Regions from separate parts of the Homo sapiens genome. Here region 1 is linked to region 2. The links are chromatin contacts, found by Hi-C or POLR2A ChIA-PET in ENCODE. All regions are on one chromosome and are shown on one strand. The core of a region is the stretch at or near the end of the contact, and the rest is flanking DNA. Distances in the headings are between cores, read along the strand shown. Region 1 overlaps SPRY4-AS1 (SPRY4 antisense RNA 1). Region 2 has its middle 140 kb from the start of FGF1.

What was found. Hi-C counts contacts between places; a loop is a spot of excess contacts on that map. ChIA-PET counts read pairs that join two places held with the same protein, here RNA polymerase II (POLR2A). Pooled maps may share reads with other maps.
Region 1: a map of G401 shows a loop between it and region 2 (3-fold over the local background). The contact joins two enhancer-like sites. A Hi-C loop is called at or near these places in 4 of 168 maps with a recorded cell type or tissue (A673, Calu3, G401 and 1 more) and 7 of 50 pooled maps. POLR2A ChIA-PET finds 5 or more read pairs at or near these places in 1 of 52 experiments (K562).

What each region holds. Positions count from the first base shown.
Region 1 is chr5:142,385,936-142,391,469 of GRCh38, reverse strand. All of the region lies in intron 3 of SPRY4-AS1 (SPRY4 antisense RNA 1), which reads right to left. Among named protein-coding and RNA genes, the nearest start is that of SPRY4-AS1, 63 kb to the right of the region's middle. RefSeq lists an enhancer at 2,363-2,864. Within about 2 kb of position 1,894, at least 8 of the 41 ENCODE cell types and tissues checked have a DNase peak (open chromatin) inside an H3K27ac peak, as active enhancers do; they include A673, where a contact is called at or near this core.
Region 2 is chr5:142,539,447-142,544,612 of GRCh38, reverse strand. No RefSeq gene overlaps it. Among named protein-coding and RNA genes, the nearest start is that of FGF1, 140 kb to the left of the region's middle. Within about 2 kb of position 3,428, at least 10 of the 41 ENCODE cell types and tissues checked have a DNase peak (open chromatin) inside an H3K27ac peak, as active enhancers do; they include A673, where a contact is called at or near this core.

The sequences.
Region 1 (5,534 bases), core at 645-3,144, 150 kb after region 2:
CAAGCTGTCTTTGGGGAACAGACAAGATGCAACAGGCAGTTAGACTGGCCCACCCTGGCTAACAAGGCCATCTGACTTCACCAGCAGAACCCCCTTCCAGGTTCAGGGGAAGGGGGCTCAGGGGCTGTATATTTGACAGCAGAAAGAATCGGCTGTGATTTGGGGACTAACATCATACTAGCTGCCCAGCTACCCACAGCTGTGCTGGGAATGTGGCTCTACCAGGAACACTGCTACAGCCAGTCAAGTGTGTCACAGCCCACTTCCATCACCACATTTACGGTCTTCTCTAATGCAGTCAATCTGACAGACAGAAGTCGGAGTGAAAACTGTGCAGATGCCTGCGCTGATCCCATGAGACATTACCAATTTTGTTTTTCCCACATTGTGCACCCAAGATTTCAGAAAAATTCCTTACCTTTCACTAGTCAGAGAGCCGCCTTTTCCATCTGTTGGGGATGCTTTCTTTTCTCTTTCATTAATGCAAATATCACCAGAGCAGTGATTAAAGCGAAGATACAATTTTGAGTTAGTTGTCTATCTTTGGACCTAGAAGGAGACTGCAATGAAAAGTGGATTCTTTCTGGAAACCTAATGGATTATTTTTCCCTGACCCCTGATAACTTACTTTCCTAATCTACAGGACATCCCCCCTACCTGCCTTTACATTAACTTCCCTAGGCGGGAAGAAAAAGACATTTCTGGTTGTGGGAGGGAGGAGGTGGTGGTGAAACAAGCAAATACAGTGAGGCTCCCCTGGCCCCCATCTGTTCCAAATCTTCCCCTCACAGGATGTCATGTCTGAAAAGCAAGAAAAATATTCCTTCCTCTTCCAACATTCAGCAGAATCTTGCATGCAAAGAGAAGAATGTCTCGTTACTCTGTGGGTTCTCATCTGCTTTTTAACTCACAAATTGCCGAATTACACTAGCCCCTCCACCCTCTCCCTCTCTCCCAGTAAAACCCCAGGGGCAGCAGGGCTCAGCACCAGCGAGGAGCTAGCTCCCCACCATACCACCATACCTCTGGCACAAAGGATTAGTTCTCCTGAGCCTGGCCAATGACTTTTGCAGATTTCTAAGCTGAAGACAGGCCAGAGAGCTGTCAGAGCCCCCAGAGGAAGTGAGGCCACCCCCAGGGGGTAAAAGGAGTGGGCTCAGAATTCCCCACTTTTGACCCTGCACTCTCCCTCTCCCCAGCTTCTAGGCACTTTGCATATGGAAGTGCACAGGCAGCCAAGTCCTGGGCATTTGAACAGGAAGGATGTTCCTCAGTAGCTCACAAGGACCCTAACTGCTGCATTTCCAGGACTGGGAGGGCGATATTTATAGAAAGGGCAGCCAGCCAAGCGAGATCAGCTCCAACTTTATTTCAACTAACCCTCTTTTCCATCTTCTGTAGCTCTCCTTCAAGTTAAACAGAGAGGCATTCCTCCCTTTATTGCTTGATTTTTACGCAAGGGCTGAGGCTCTCATTAAAATGATTGAGAAACCCTGACTGAAAAGATGGAAAAGGACCTGCCTGCCTGCCCCTCCCCCTTGGCTCTTAATCTTCCTCTCCTACGTCCCTCTGCCCTGCTTCCCTGCATTCCCCACATGGCACATGCTCCTTCTTATGCCCCTGCAGCACAGAACCCCTTGTGGTCCTGTAGATGAGCAACGCTGTCCCTTACCCTAAATCCAAATTATCCTTCCTCCCAGCTTTCTTTCTCATCCTTTTTTATCACATCCTATAAGGCCTGCATGATCTACTCTCACCCCACCCTCTTCAACCTTATTTCCTATCACTCTTCCCCTACAAACCCCCTCCTCCTCACTGTTGCTCAAACACACTGAACACACCCCTCAGGGCCTTTGTACAGGCTGTTTCCTTTACCCAGAACACACCCTCTAGGGGGGCCATTTGAAAGTCTGGCTCTGACACATGATCCAGATTTCAGCCCTAAAGACCTTGCTAACACTGAGTATTAAAAAGCACTGCAGGCCGGGTGCGGTGGCTCACGCCTGTAATCCCAACACTTTGGGAGGCCAAGGCGGGTGGATCACTTGAGGTCAGGAGTTCAAGACCAGCCTGGCCAACATAGTGAAACCCTGTCTCTATTAAAAATACAAAAATTAGTGAGGCGTGGTGGAGGACGGCTGTAATCCCAGCTACTCAGAATGCTGAGGCAGGAGAATTGATTGAACCTGGGAGACGGAGATTGCAGTGGGCCGAGATCGTGTCGCTACACAGTGAACACTTCACCTCAAAAATAAAACTAAATTAAATTTAAAAAGCACCCCTATGAGCCAAACACAATGACAGGTGCCTGTTGTCCCTGCTAGTAAGGAGGCTGAAGCAGGAGGATTGCTTGGGCCCAGGAGTTCGAGGCTGCAGTGAGCTATGATCAAGCCATTGCACCACAGCTCAGGCAACAGAAGAAGACACCCATCTCAAAAACAAAAAAAGGGCCTAACCTGTCACTCTGTAGCCTCACTATCCCACAGCTGCTTCATTTGCTTCACAGCACCAACAAAGACTCTCTCCTTGACCAAACTTTAGACAGGCTCCTCTAGATCCTCTTCTTCATGTGGCCTGCCTTTAGCAAATAATTCAGCTGAGTCATTCCCCCACCCTCAATATCTGACCAAGTTCCTCATCCCCCACTTTTAATGTGTAAGTCCTTGGCCTGCCTTCCACAGAATCCTGTTGAGTTGGTTTAGCAAGAGTTCCCCTACCCTTCGTGTCTTCTCTTAGTGATTTTCCACCCAATGACCCCCTCACTCTGATTATAAATGCCCAACTAGGTCTTTGCTGGATTCAGTGATGAACTCAACCTCCTTCCTCTATTGCAAAAGTTAACTCCTAGGCCGGGTGCAATGGCTCATGCCTGTAATCTCAGCACTTTGGGAGGATGAGGAGGGTGGATGACCTGAGGTCAGTCAGGAGTTCAAGACCAGCCTGACCACCATGGTGAAACCCTATCTCTACTAAAAATACAAAAATTAGCCAGGTGTGGTGGTATGTGCCTGTAATCCCAGCAACTCAGGAGGCTGAGGCAGGAGAATCGGTTGAACCTGGGAGGCAGAGGGTGCAGTGAGCCGAGATCGCACCACTGCACTCCAGCCTGGGTGACAGAGACTCCATCTCAAAGAAAAAAAAAAGAAAAAAAGTCAACTCCTGTTGCAATAGTCTTGAATAAAGTCTTCCTTACCATAAGTGTTAATTCTTCTTTAATACCACCTGACATCATATGATCTTTTTGTTCATCTTTCTCCCTCCACTGGACTGTAAGTTCCACAATGGCAAGATCTTTATGTGTTTATTCTCTGCTAGATCCTTTGCTTCTAAAATAGTATCTGGGGCTGGGCATAGTGGCTCACGCCTGTAATCCCAGCACTTTGGGAGGCCGAGGCAGGCAGATCACAAGGTCAGTTCAAGACCAGTCTGACCAGTACAGTGAAACCCCGTCTCTACTAAAAATACAAAAATTAGCTGGGCGTGGTGGTACACACCTGTAGTTCCAGCTACTCGGGAGGCTGAGGCACTCCTGCCTCAGTTGAACCCGGGAGGCGGCAGTTGCAGTGAGCCAAGATCATGCCACTGCACTCCAGCCTGGGAGACAGAGCGAGACTCCATCTCAAAAAAAATAAAAAAAAAAATAGTATCTGACACACAACAGACACTCAACAAATGTCTATAAAATGAATCCAGCTACCTCCACTTATCCTGTGATCTCTGTTTGCCCGCCACCTCCTCTGGGAAGTCATTCCTGAATCTTCCAAGGCTTGACCCTGTACTTCAGTTAACAGTGATCACATGGATCTCAGAGGATAATTCTCTTATTATTCAATATGTACTTTAAATGTGTTCATATATAATATACTAATACACAGAATAAAACATAGAAGTCTACTTTGACCGCCTGCCCTCCTTCCCTTTCAGAGCTCCACAATGCCCTGCCCCAGTCTTTTTTTCCTCTGTACATACATCCATGCACATATCTGTTTGCACAACTCTCTCACACACACACACTGCCTGGCTCCAAGCAGGGGCTTAAATAAAAAGGATGAGGACAAAGAGCTCTGGTGGGGCTGAGAGCCACCTGTTTTCCCAAGGCTTTGCCCCATCTTCCTGGCTTTCTCTACCCACAGGAGGAAAGAGACCGCTTCTGTTGGTTTCCCTGCAAGAAGCAGATGAAGTACACAGGACTGTCCACTGTCAGCTCACTTCTTCATTCCAGGAAAACTTTCAAGGCTGGCACAGGTCAGAGAGAGCTGCCTGAGCCCTGCTGCTCCAAAGTGCTCCTGGAGGGCACGAGGATTCAGCCAACCCAGAAAGCCATGGTGGGCCAGGGCCCTGAGGGTGAATGCAGACCTGCCTGGAAGTTAGGGGGTGAGGTTTACCTGGTGGAGGGGGCACCAAGGGAGAGGGGCAAGCTAGTTGTAGAAACAGCCCAAGTAGATTTCCACATAAAGAAAAAGTAAACAGATGAAGGCTCTTCCTCAGCCCTTCGGGCCTCTCCGAGGAAAGCAAACCTTCAAGTGTTTGTTGAAACACTAATCCAATTTTAAAATGCTTTAAAAGAGCTGGAAGAGGAAGTACCAGCTATTGACCACCCCCTCCGCTGGCCTGCAGTGTAAGTGTAGTCACTTTCCCCTCTCTTGGCCTCTGTCTCTGGGGATATTACACACAGAGACCCAGAGGAACAAGAAGTTACCTGGGACAGATTCGGGAACCAACCCTTGTCCACGGAGGGCCATCTGAGTCTTCCTCTTGCCCAGCCATGAAAGAAGCCTTTATTAGGAGCAGAAAACTAGCCAGGATCGGAAAGAGCTGACTCCAGCAGCCTTCACCCCAAGGCAAGCTCACATCATTCACACTCTAGGAATCTGGAAGATATTGAAGTATCCTTGCCCCTGCTTCCTGGGAGGCACTTAATTACCCCCCTGCCCCCACCCCACGTGGGTCTTATTTTTGGCAGCCAATTCATTCCCAGAAGTTGCAGGTGAAATGAGCTTCAAGGGGATTTGCCAAACAATAATTAAAGGAAAAGCAAACCCTTCTCAAATGCTCCAGAGTCTTGTTCTCCCACCCTTGGACAACTTTACCAGATCCTTCACCCACTCTCACCATGCCAGGGTGACTAACACTCCTGGTTTGCCAGGGACTGTCCCAGTCTTAGCACTGACAGTACCATGTCCCGAGATGATTGGTCATGCACCACTGTAGCCTCCCAACCTCCTTCCCTTCATCCCCATGGTTTCAGGGTGGGTACACACCTTGGAAAGGTTGCCTAGCAATGTAGAGATGGGCTTTCTGGTATTGTTTCTTTTTCCTTTTTTTTTTTTTTTTGAGATGGAGTTTCGCTCTTTGTTGCCCAGGCTGGAATGCGATGACGCGATCTCGGCTCACTGCAACTTCTGCCTCCTGGGTTCAAGCAATTCTCCTGCTTCAGCTTCCCCAGTAGCTGGGATTACAGGCATGTGCCACCACCCCTGGCTAATTTTGTATTTTTAGTAGAGATGAGGTTTTGCCATGTTGGTCAGGCTGGT
Region 2 (5,166 bases), core at 2,179-4,678:
GAACCTAAGCCACGTCATGGTGCCCATTGGTTCTAGACCCTCGAGGGGCCTCCCCATGTCATACAGAGTAGAAGCCACAGTCTGCCCAGGCCCCCAAGCCCTCTGTGACTTGCCGCAGCTCTCCCATGGCACCTCCTACACCCGCTCCTGTGGCTAACTCTGCTCCAGCCTCCCTGCTACTCCACAAAGGAGGTAAGCATGTGTCCGGCTTTAAGCTGTGCACATGATGCTACCCAGGCAGCATTTCCGCCAGCTATCAGCAAGCTTAGCTTCCTAAGCTCTCATTTCTGATAAGGATGGCCCCTTATCAGAAAGCTTCCCTGACCACCCCTTTAAAATCCAGCTTTACTTTTCTTCATAGCACTTATCCCCACTTGACAAAATATATATTTATGTTTTACTGTCTGTCTCTCTCCACTGGAATGTAAGTTCCATGGATACAGGATTTTTCCTTCTGAGAACAGTGCTGGGTACAGAGAAGACACATATTTTTTACATGAATAATGTGGGCACATTGTCCAATTAACGTGTACCATAAGACAAGACAAACAGTAACAACTGTAACAAAAATCCCAGTCACCTGTATGAATATGTATAATGTCTTTTTTCATTACTAACCTTTTAAAAAAATAAGGAAAGAGGAGGAGGAAATTTTTGTCGGTTGGATGAAGAGGGGAGAAAATCATTTACTTAGAACCATGTTTCGGGCACTCTTCTAGGTCTGGAGGTAGAGAGTCAAGATAGATAAGCTCCCTGTTTTGTGCAGCTTATGTTAGAGAGGAAATAAAGAGGTGGAGGTGGACACTGAAGAAGCTGGGAATCACACCATCAGTAAACAAACAAATGAACAAACAAGATAATTTCAAATAGTCGTGAATAATATACATGTTCAAGAAAACTTACTGGAAATTACCAGTAAAAATATACCTGTTTTATGCATGGGACTTATCAGTCTCTTTTTCCCATTCCACCCCCAAAATCCTGCACTTTCAATAAAATATATAAATATTCATACTTGATATTTATTAAAACAAGCTGCTTATCTTAGAGTAACTACTTTGTAACTTCTATTAAATGATGAGCTGTGCTTTGTTGAAGACAATATCTCTTGTACATGGATGGATTTAGCAACTGATATTGTCCTTTGTCATATGCCCAGAAGGTACCCATTAGAAGTTAGCAGATTTTTCACAGGTCTTCAAAAGTGAATGTCTGGAATTCTTTCCAACCTAACCTTGAATCTTTGTGGATATTTCAGTACACTGCTGAAAAGTTACATGCTTTTATTTTAGTAGAGTTGGTGAAAATTCCATATGGATTCCTCCATTCACAAAACTGAATGAAAACACAGAACTCCTTAAAATAAAAATAGACACACTGGGAATCACCAGGGAAATGTTACTTATTCTCTGAGCATTCAGCTTCTGCTATCCCTAGTGGTGGGAACCCAAGCTGTCATTCCAATTTCCTATAAACTTGGCAGGACTCTGTGTCCATTTGGAATTGTAATAGCCCGGATTTCAGTTCAGGGAGGAAGGAAGGAGTCATTGCATTCCTCTGAAAAGTCCTCCAGCAGAATCTCAAGAAGCCAAAGCCTAAATGTCAGTGTTCTCCCAAAGGAAAGACATGGTTCCATCTGACGAGTTTACCTGGTATAACGCTCTATAGCCAATTCTGGCAAGCCCTCTTGGCTGGTCTTTTTTTGGTAATGTTGCTTGTTGCAGAAAATTCTGGTTCCTGCATTAGGTGTTTTCTTTTTTCAGTTATGAACAGATTTTTCATACTAAATGCCCTAGACATTTCAGACTGGAAGTTCCAGGCTGTGTATATTCTTGCTGTTCATTCTCCACTCCTGCATGCTTCCTGATTTAGAATGTGGGAGCTGCAAGAAAGGCCAACCAACTCGCCCTCCCAGCTCTCATCACCTGTGGTCACAGTCAGACAAAGGAGTTGAATCCTGTTAAAGTGGGGGTCGGGCTGGGGGGTGGTGGGGGGGCGCGGAGTGTAGACCTCAGGCAGAGACAGAGTGGGAGGCAGGAGATGCCTCTAAATGGCCCAGGTGAGAGGTATGTTGTGGGGAGTGGAAAACTCTAAGGCTTGCGGAATCCTGATCAAGCCCTGAGTCTATGGCTCCTACTTCCTTCTCCCCCATTTTTGGTTCCAAATAAGTGATTTGCTTGCAAACGGATTCCACAAGCAAGTCATTTCCTCTTCCTTGGGGGACAGCAACTGTGACGAGAGGGAGGAAGGAAGAAACACACACCTCTTCTGAACACCCGGGATCGTGGTAAGGTCTTTGTGAGCCTTGGTGAGCCGCAGCCTCTTCATTCCACAGCATGCAGCATAACTATGGAAGGATTCAAAAATTTTGCTTTTAAAATTATTGGGCTCCAAGGAGGTGATGTTGAAACAATTCCTCAGAAATGAGAAAATCTAACATACAGATTGTTTCCAAATGAAATAAAGCTTTTAACGAATACTAAACTTAAGAACTGATGGAGTTGATACAATCGGTTAGCTATTATAGGCATTTAATCCACTAAATTTGGGGGGTGGGGTTCTTTCATTTGTTGGAAAATATATTTATATTTTGCTGTCTAAGTCTGGGCCCAGTGGCTCACGCCTATAATCCCAGCACTTTGGGAGGCCGAGGCAGTTGAATCACTTGAGGTCAGGAGTTCAAGACCAGCCTGGCCAACATGGCGAAATCCCATCTCTACTAAAATACAAAAAAATTAGCTGGGCGTGATGGCAGGTGCCTGTAATCCCAGCTACTCAGGAGGCTGAGGCAGGAGAATCGCTTGAACCTGGGAGGCAGAGGTTGTAGTGAACTGACATCGTGCCACTGCACTCTAGCCTGGACGACAGAGCGAGACTCTGTCTCAAAAAAATAAATCAATAAAAAATAAATAAATATATTTTGCTGTCTATATAGATGCATATCATATATAGGATTTTATATATACTATCTATGTAACATTTTTTCAGGGCTAAATATTGCTATAGGCCCTCAAAAACCTGTTGGCCCTGAGCCCTGTGCCTGCAGAACCTAACAGATACAGTAGATTGTGAAGTAAATGTAACAGAAAAAATAATGTAAAAAGTTATTGCAACCCCAGGCTAGTGAATGGATTAACATGACTAGGAGGCCAGTTCTGTCAAGGCTCCTTGCCAACCCTAAGTCTCCAAGAGAAGCCCTGGATTTTTACACCCAGTCCTCTCCAGCCTTGCTGTAGGAAGCAGTCATCCCACCAGAGAGGTTTCTATTTCAGACCCACTCTCAGTCCCTTGGGAGTCTCCTCCAGGCTGTCCTTCCTAAACCACTTGAATCTCGATTTCTCCCACAGCTGATTTTTTTTTTTTCAAGATGTTAGCAATTCCTGTGGAACCATCTGGATGTTATTAAGAAAGTGTCCCGGGTCCTCTGAGGCAGCTGGCTGCGGCCTCTTGCCTTGTTTCCTGTGTCCTGGATGTCTAAGTTGACTTTCATAAGAAATTTGGAATATTAGCTTAAAAAAAGAAACAGTCAATATTTTTCAGGCGTTGAGCTCTTGCAGCTTAATTTCCCCGGCTGGGACTTTGCATTTCGAGTTCCCATCTTTGGCCCCTGCTCTGGGAAGGATGAAGCACGTCTGTTTTAAAAACAGAAAGCACCAGTGGTCGGGGTGAACCAGAAATCCAGTCTTCCCCACCCTCCCTAGTCAGCCTCACAAAAACTTCCTTATGTCGCTGCTGCTGCTGCTCAGCCACTTCCATACCCCCAGCCCCCGCTCCCAAGTGAGACCCTGAGTCTCTGTCCAAATGTACATGCTATTTAGTTCAGCTCTATAGGGCACTCTCCTAGCCTCCTTGAGGCAAAAAGAACAAATATCAAATAACAGAAAAATGGCTGAACAGATGACAATGATTCCGTGGTTAAGAGGGGTAACTGTGAATAGGTGGGACAATAGGAGACACCAATTTACCCGCTTCCTAACCACTAGCCAGGAGCACCTGGGGCCTGAACAGAGACGCTCCCATGGATTCATTTTACTACTTAGAGCCTGCAGATGGGGTTGGGGCACTGGCTTGCCTCACTTCCCGTTTATTACCCAAACTCAACAGCCAAGCTTTGGGTTCTTAGCCTTGACCATTTGCTTTCCCCACTAAAGGGGCCCATGGCCCACCTCTTCTTCTTTGTTGTTCTTAGACCTTCACCACCCCCACCCCCGACCAACTTGCATCTCATCACCCTTTCAATTTCATTAATAAAGTTAACACTAGTTATTTGGAAGATTTTTAAGACCCCCAATGCTATTAAATCAGACAACGTGATTAAGGACACCCACTATACCTAGGAAGTGCAAGCACAGAATGACTTTTCCAAAAGACAAACAGCCTAACTTTCTGTCTCTGATGCTGGTAGAACCAAGAGAAAATTTTGAACGGAAGCATACAATTCACTCTCCATTGAGGATTCACTCAAAAAGGAGGTAGAGATATGCCTTAATATTCCTAATATCCCTGTCACAATCCACAGGAATCTACAACCTCCTATCTGGTTTGCCATAGACACTCAGTAAGTGGTCTCACCAACCCCCATCTTTTTATTTTGAAAAGCTTAAGCTACAAAAAAACTAAAAGAATAATACAATGAACTCCTATATGCATTTTACCTAAATCACCAACTGCAGTTCAACTTTGAGCAACATGGGGGTTAAGACCCCCACACAGCCGAAAATGGAGTATAACTTTTGTCTCCCCCAGAACTTAACTACTAAGAGCCTACTGTGGGCTGGAAGTCTTACCAATCACATAAACAGTTGATTAACACATATTTTGTAGGTTAAATGTATTATATGTGGTATTTTTACAATAAAGTAAGCTAGAAAATAGAAAATGTTAAGAAAATCATAAGGAAGAGAAAATATATTTACTATTCATTAAGTGGAAAAGGATCATCACAAAGGTCATCATAAAGGTCTTCACATTTAGTAGGCAGAAAAGGAAGAAGAGGAGGGAAGAAGAGGAGAAGGAGGAGGGAGGGAGGAAGGAGGGGGAGAAGGGAGGGGAGGAGGGAAGGGGAAAGCAGGGAGGGGAGGAGGATGGAAGGGGGAAGCAGGGAGGGAAGGAGGGGAGGGGGAAGCAAGGAGGGGAGAGGGCGAAGCAGGGAGGGAAGGGGGGAAG